3 separate regions of the Homo sapiens genome follow, and regions 1 and 2 are each linked to region 3. Evidence: read pairs that join two places in POLR2A ChIA-PET (ENCODE). Cell type or tissue: GM12878. All regions are shown on one strand. Region 1 overlaps WWP2 (WW domain containing E3 ubiquitin protein ligase 2). Region 2 overlaps NFAT5 (nuclear factor of activated T cells 5). Region 3 has its middle 45 kb from the start of CYB5B.

What was found. Peaks named below come from ENCODE experiments on the same cell type or tissue, not always from the same donor. Only the 100,000 strongest peaks of a DNase experiment are listed, where the experiment ranks them.
Region 1: POLR2A ChIA-PET joins it to region 3 with 6 read pairs; 2 of 35 experiments call an interaction of 5 or more read pairs at or near these places.
Region 2: POLR2A ChIA-PET joins it to region 3 with 6 read pairs; 2 of 35 experiments call an interaction of 5 or more read pairs at or near these places.

The regions. Positions count from the first base shown.
Region 1 is chr16:69,767,564-69,770,063 of GRCh38, reverse strand. All of the region lies in intron 1 of WWP2 (WW domain containing E3 ubiquitin protein ligase 2), which reads right to left. Among named protein-coding and RNA genes, the nearest start is that of WWP2, 6.5 kb to the right of the region's middle. In GM12878, no CTCF peak of the experiment used is centred here; no DNase peak of the experiment used is centred here.
Region 2 is chr16:69,633,785-69,636,284 of GRCh38, reverse strand. The region is part of intron 3 of NFAT5 (nuclear factor of activated T cells 5); the gene reads right to left. Among named protein-coding and RNA genes, the nearest start is that of NFAT5, 69 kb to the right of the region's middle. In GM12878, no CTCF peak of the experiment used is centred here; no DNase peak of the experiment used is centred here.
Region 3 is chr16:69,468,479-69,470,978 of GRCh38, reverse strand. No RefSeq gene overlaps it. Among named protein-coding and RNA genes, the nearest start is that of CYB5B, 45 kb to the right of the region's middle. RefSeq lists an enhancer at 496-665. In GM12878, no CTCF peak of the experiment used is centred here; DNase peaks (open chromatin) are centred at 1,068 and 2,059; H3K27ac peaks cover 2,500 bases.

The DNA of each region.
Region 1 (2,500 bases), 300 kb before region 3:
ACGGCGAAATCCCATCTCTACTAAAAATACAAAAATTAGCTGGGTATGACGGCATGTGCCTGTAGCCCCAGCTACTTGGGAGGCTGAGGCACGGGAATCGCTTAGAGGCTGCAGCGAGCCGAGATTATGCCATTGCACTCTAGCCTGGGCGACACAGCGAGATTCTATCTCAAAAAAAAAAAAAAAAAAGACACTGATCACTTGGGAGATTTCAATGATTTTAGGAGTTATAGGCCAGGAAATGGGAGGAAGACTAAATATATATTTCACAAAATCATACCTACCCTCTCTAAATCTCAGTTTTCTCATCTGTGAAATGAACCCAATAATAGTACTTACTTTATAAGATTACTGTACTGACTACATGAATTCAGGTAAAGCAGAGGACACACAGTAAGAGCTCTTCAAATATCAACTACAAACAAAACCACTTCTCGATACTGAAATTCTTGGCTCTGGCATTACAAGCACCTCAATTCCTAAAATTCTTGACCCAGCTCTGAGTCAAGAAACCAGTGAACACCGATCTTGAGATGAAAAGACCTGTGTAGAAGGAGCCAGGGAAAAGCAGAAATTACACACCAGTATCAATATTTTATTTCTTGTTTTAAAAAATTTTTTTCAATATAATCCATGGGTTCACAAAGATTTTATTTCTAATTAACCAGCTGTAGAAACAGGCAGAGCTTATTTCTAACTAGAGATAAACCTTGCACCCACTTCTATTTTTTTTTTTTTTTTTTTTTTGAGATGGAGTCTTGCTCTGTCACCCAGGCTGGAGTGAGTGGTGCAATCTCGGCTCACTGCAAACCTCCACCTCCCGGGTTCAAGCAATTCTCTTGCCTCAGCCTTCCGAGTAGCGGGGATTACAGGTGCCTGTCACCACGCCTGACTAGTTTTTTGTATTTTTAGTAGAGATGGGTTTCATCACGTTAGCCAGGATGGTCTCGATCTCCTGACCTCATGATCCACCCGCCTTGGCCTCCCAAAGTGCTGGGATTACAGGCGTGAGCCACTGCGCCCAGCCTGCACTCATTTCTTGAAAGATATGCAAGGAAAAGCTCTGTCCAAAAGATTCTCCTGTTCTTCACAGGCTCATGCTACTCCAACACTAATGCTTCTTTCTTGGCCTCCTTCCTCTGTCCAGCATTGAGTTACTACCTTCCATTCTCCAAAGGCCCATATTGAAAAACAATCAAACAGAATCAACTTTGCCAAATGACATCCTTACAAAGACTAAGCACGGAAAAAGAGAAAACGGGAGGGAGCAGGGAGGTACACTATTGGAAGCCCCGTGGAATTACAGGCTAAGAATAAAAGAGGCTGACTGGAAAGCAGATCTGAAGACAAAACAAGAAGCAAAAGGCATGGGTGACTTGAGGAAGAGGACGGGCCCTAGGTCAGGACTGCCATGTCTTGGTACTTGTTATTTTTTATTTATTTAATTATTTTTGAGAAGGAGTTTCGCTCTTGTTGCCCAGGCTAGAGGGCAGTGATGCAATCTCGGCTCACTGCAACCTCCGCCTCCTGGGTTCAAGCGATTCTCCTGCCTCAGGCTCCCAAGTAGCTGGGATTACAGGTGTCTGCCACCACGCCTAGCTAATTTTTTGTATTTTTAGTAGAGACGGGGTTTCTCCATGTTGGCCAGGCTGGTCTTAAACTCCTGACTTCAGGTGATCTACCCACCTCGGCCTCCTAAAGTGCTGGGATTATAGGTGTGAGCCACCATGCCTGGCTGGTATTTTCCTAATAGTTATTATTAGTAGTAATGATTTAAATCACTGAATATTTGCTATAAACTGCGGTGGGGTGAAAAACAGGGAACTGCAACCTTCTAAAAAGATTTTGGTTAGAATCTAACCTGTCCCATCATCCAGGGGAAACATCTTCCCTTTTGTTCCCATCTTTCAGAAATTCCAGAGCCCTAGCCAGTTGTGGTGGCTCACACCTGTAACCCCAAACACTTTGGGAGGCTGAGGCAGGAGGATCACTTGAGCCCGGAGTTCAAGACCAGTCTGAGTAACATAGTGGGACCCCATCTCTACAAAAAAGTTAAAAATTAGCTAGGCATGGTGGCACATGCCTATAGTCTCAGCTACTTGGAAGGCTAAGATGGGAGGATCACTTGAGCTCAAAAGGTTGAGGCTGCAGTGAGCCATGATCATGCCACTGTACTTCAGCCTGGGTGACAGAATGAGACCTTGTCTCAAAAGCAAAACAAATAAAGAAGAAAGAAAAGAAATTTCAGAGTCCATAATGTGGAGTCCTAATAAGATAAGTAAGCAACAACGAGGAAGGGGCCTCAGGTAGGGGAAAGCCATGGACAGTCGTTCTGAGAAATGATTAATCACAAACAGCCCTCAGATGCATCAATCCCCACATAGCCCCCTCCAGCACAACCCTGTAAAACTTCCCTCCATCTCCTGCCTCTTTGCAGACAGCCCCTTCTCTGCTGTGCTGCCCATTGCTTTCTTGCAACGTGTTTTCACTTTAATAAATC
Region 2 (2,500 bases), 170 kb before region 3:
GGAAGGGAGGCTATACTCTACAAAGCCACAGGTGCAGAGCTGCCCAAGACCATGGGAACCCACCTCTTGCATCAGCGTGACCTGGTTATGAGACCTGGATTCAAAGGAGATCATTTTGGAGCTTTAAAATTTGACTGTCCCACTGGATTTCGGACTTGCATGGGCCCTGTAACCCCTTTGTTTTGGCCAATTTCTCCCATTTGGAACAGCTGTATTTACCCAATACCTGTACTCTCATTGTATCTAGGAAGTAATCAGCTTGCTTTTTATTTTACAGGCTCATAGGCAAAAGGAGCTTGCCTTGTCTCAGATGAGACTTTGGACTGGTAGACTTTTGGGTTAATGCTGAAATGAGTTAATGAGTTTGGGGGACTGTTGGGAAGGCATGACTGGGTTTGAAATGTGAGGACATGAGATTTGGAGGGGCCAGGGGCAGAATGATGTGGTTTGGCTGTGTCCCCACCCAAATCTCAACTTGAATTGTATCTCCCAGAATTCCCATGTGTTGTGAATCATGGGGGCTGGTCTTTCCCGTGCTATTCTTGTGATAGTTAATATGTCTCAGGAGATCTGATGGGTTTATCAGGGGTTTCTGCTTTTGCTTCTTCCTCATTTTCTCTTGCTGCTGCCATGTAAGAAGTGCCTTTTGCCTCCTGCCATGATTCTGAGGCCTCCCTAGCCATGTGGAACTGTAAGTCCAATTAAACCTTTTTTTCTTTCTAGTCTCGGGTATGTCTTTATCAGCAGTGTGAAAACAGACCAATGCAGATTCCCACTGAGAGAGTGTCAACATGACAGAATAACAAAGTCAGAAAGTATATCCCATGGCCCACATATATATACATCTTGACTGGTGTGCGAAACTTCAAAATAAGACCAAAAATAGACTGGGTGAGAATGCAAAGAAAAAAAGTAAAAATAAAGTTCAAAACTAATTTTTACAAAGAGAACCTATTTTTTAACACCTTACTAATGGCCAGGCATGGTGGCTCACGCCTGTAATACCAGCACTTTGGGAGGCTGAGGTGGGCGGATCACCTGAGGTCCGGAGTTCAAGACCAGCCTGGCCAACGTGGTGAAACCCTGTCTCTACTAAAAATACAAGAATTAGCCAGGCATGGTGACAGGTGCCTGTAATCCCAGCTACTTGGGAGGCTGAGGCAGGAGAATCGCTTGAACCCAGGAGGTGGAGGTTTCAGTGAGCTGAGATCGCACCATTGCACTCCAGCCTGGATGACAAAAAAAAAAAAAAAAAAAAAAACTTTACTAACAAAGGAGGTTAGAAACACATGGGGAAGGAGGTCAATGTTTATTCAATAATTACTACTTGTCAGAAAATGTTCGGCTATTTTACAAATTTATCTTCATAAGAACCTTAAGAAGAAGTTGGTATTATTGTCTAACTACAAGGGTAATATTATTAGAAATTTATTTAACTTTCCCAAGAGTCCATCTATATAGGAGATATGATATGATAGCAATTAGATTCAAATTCAGTCTTTATGACTCCAAAGCCCATGTTAATCTCATCTGTGAGAAAAATAAACAAATAAATAAAACTATGTACATGTTGTGTGTGTGTTTGTAAGTAAGTTTGATCTAGAGAATGGCTGTATAGACCTGGTACTTTGAGGTGCTTTCTCATTCATTTTCTGATTTAATTTAGTTGATGATAATACCCTGTAATTATATGGGAAGAATAAATTCTACCTGAGTGGGCTAAATAAATACTGCCAGTACACACATACTTGATACATATATGCAATGATGGATGAAAAGTGAATATAACCTTACTTATGCCAAATATAAATCCATCAAGTATCTAATATATCCCATATATTTGTTAGTTTTTAAGAGTACAGTTTATTGGACACTTTTATTCATATAGTCATTTGCACCCAGTGATTTTAAAATTATGAAATATTTAAAACACTCATGTAGCTTCCACTCATATTCAAAAAATGCTACCATTTTACTATGTATGATTTTTTTTTTTTTTTTTTTTTTGTGAGTCGGAATCTCACTATCGCCAGGCTGGAGTGCAGTGGCATGATCTCGGCTCACTGTAACCTCTGCCTCCCAGGTTCGAGTGATTCTCCTGCCTCAGCCTCCTGAAGAGCTGGGGATTACAGGCACCCGCCGCCACACCCAGCTAATTTTTGTATTTTTAGTAGAGATGGGGTTTCACCATGATGGCTAGGCTGCTCTCAAACTCCTGACCTCAAGTGATCTGCCCGCCTCGGCCCCCCAAAGTGCTGGGATTACAAACATGAGCCACTATGCCTGGCCCATGTATGATTTTTTTAATTTTATTTTTTTAATTAACAAATAATAATCATACATATTCATGGGGTAGATAATGTTCTGATACATATAATGTACAGAAATCAAATCAAGGTAATTAACATATCCATTATCTAAATATTTATCATTTCTTTGTGTTAGGAATGTTCAGTATCTTCCTTCCAGCTATTTGAAACTATATAGTATTGTTAACTAC
Region 3 (2,500 bases):
AGGAGTTCAAGACCAGCCTGGCCAGCATGGTGAAACCCCATCTCTACTAAAAATACAAAAAATTAGCCGGGCGTGGTGGCGGGTGCCTGTAGTCCTAGCTACTCGGGAGACTGAGGCAGGAGAATGGCGTAAACCCAGGAGGGGGAGGTTGCAGTGTGCTGAGATTGAGCTGAGACTCCGTCTCCAAAAAAAAAGAAAAAAGACAACAGGCAAAAACTAAGAAACTAGCATAAGAACTTCAATAATAACGTACCAATATTGGTTCATTAATTGTAACAACTGTCGCATATAAACATGTAATGTTAATAATAGGGGAAACTGGTTATGGGACCTCTACTTTTTTTTTTTTTTTTTGAGACGGAGTCCCACTGTCGCCCAGGCTGGAATGCAGTGGCACGATCTCAGCTCACTGAAACCTCCACCTCCCAGACTCAAGCAATTCTCTTGCCTCAGCCTCCCGAGTAGCTGGCATTACAGGTGCATGACACAACACCCAGCTAATTTTTTTTTTTTTTGTACTTTTAGTAGAGATGGGGTTTTCCCATGTTGGCCAGGCTGGTTTCAAACTCCTGACCTCAGGTGAGCCGCCCACCTTGGCCTCCCAAAGTGCTAGGATTACAGGCATGGGCCACTGTGCCTGGCCTATACTATCTTCATTATAGCATGGCTATAGTTGTGCATGCAGGCACAGCATGATAAGCCATACTGAATCCACTTCGCCCTCCCTGTGGCCCAGCCTAATGCAGGGCACCCTGAGAAATGCAGAAGTGCCTTCCTTCAGAGGGCTTTTAGTTCATTAATGAAGACATTTAAATATACATGCAGTATGCAATTACAGCATCTCCCTGGGGAAACTGCTTTCCCTATGATCCCTTTCCCATTCAAGGCTGGGGGATGGGTCCCCATCCCCTTGATGGGACCAGAAGTAGACACTCATATTACTCAGCCAACCACATTTTCACTTCTAATTATTAATTTCCTTCAGAAGTTTAGACAGGAAACTAAAGTAACCACTTTGGTTCCTATGGGTTTCTGGTTCCTGTTCCTAGTTCCTCAGGAGGGCCAGCTGGGATTTCTACCCTTGTGTTCCACCAGATACTCATTCGTTACTGATTCACAGCAAGTCATTTCTCTCTTACCTATGTGAGCTTAAGTGGGTTTCTGTATCCTACTCTATGACAATAATAATCTGTAGGTGTTTTAAAGTGAAGAATGTTTCCTCTTTCCAGAGATACTGAGACTTGGCATGGAATAAAAAATGAGTTTCTGGGCACAGTAGCTCACACCTGTTATCCCAGCACTTTGGGAGGCCAAGGCCAAGGCCAGAGGACCACTTAAGCCTAGGAATTCAAGACCAGCCTGGGCAACATAGCAAGACCTTTTCTCTAAAAAAAATAAAAATAAAAAAAATTTAAATTAGCTGGGCACGGTGGCATGCACTTGTAATCCCAGCAACTCGGGAGACTGAGGTAAGAGGATTGCTTGACCCTGGGAGGTGGAGGCTGCAGTGATCCGTGATCATACCACTGCACTCCAGCCTGGGCGACACTGTGAGACCCTTACTCAAAAAATTAACAGCAACAAAATGACTTTCTGTCTTATGGGAACTCAGGTATACTTGGAAAGGAAGAACTCTTTTTTTTTTTTTTTTTTTTGAGATGGAGTTTCACTCTTGTCCCCCAGGCCGGAATGCAATGGTGCGATCTCAGCTCACTGCAACCTCCACCTCCCAGGTTCAAGAGATTCTCCTGCCTCAGCCTCCCAAGTAGCTGGGATTACAGGCATGCACTACCAGGTCCAGCTAATTTTTGTATTTTTAGTAGAGGCAGGGTTTCACCACGTTGGCCAGGCTGGTATCAAACTCCTGACCTCAAGTGATCCACCCACCTCGGCCTCCCAAAGTGCTGGGATTCCAGGTGTAAGCCACCGCGCCCGGCCAGAAAGGAAGAACTCTTATAAGGACATTACCCAGGCAAGTGTTTTAAGGTCAGATAAGTTGCAGAGACCATAGTTGTCAAGAGACGTGGGTTTCAGAAGCCCTATTTGAAGTAACTTAAAAGGCAAATTTGACTCACATGAAAGGCCCAGAGCTAGAATGTAGCTTTAAACGAAGGTGAATAGAGATGTTCAAACAGAACTGCATTATTTCTGGATGGTCCAGCTTATAAACAAATTATTTCTTCCCAGTGTTTTTAGGACAGAGTGTCAAGTACATTTTTGTACCACAACACAAAAATGAAGATGTAGCCAGTGCAGTGGTGCGTGCCTGTAGTCCCAGCTACTGGGGAGGCTGAGGTCGGAGGATGGCTTGAGCCCAGGAGTTCCAGTCCAGCCTGGGCAACGTAACAAGACCCCAGCTCTAAAACAAAAGAAAAAGAAAAGAGGAGTATAGCTGAGGTGGTGTCTTTTATAAAATAAAACACAAGGCAAAGCAAGGGGGCAAGATGAGGTAGGATGAGAGGTAGGGAAAAAAAGTTACAAAAGAGAAAAAAGGGTCAGA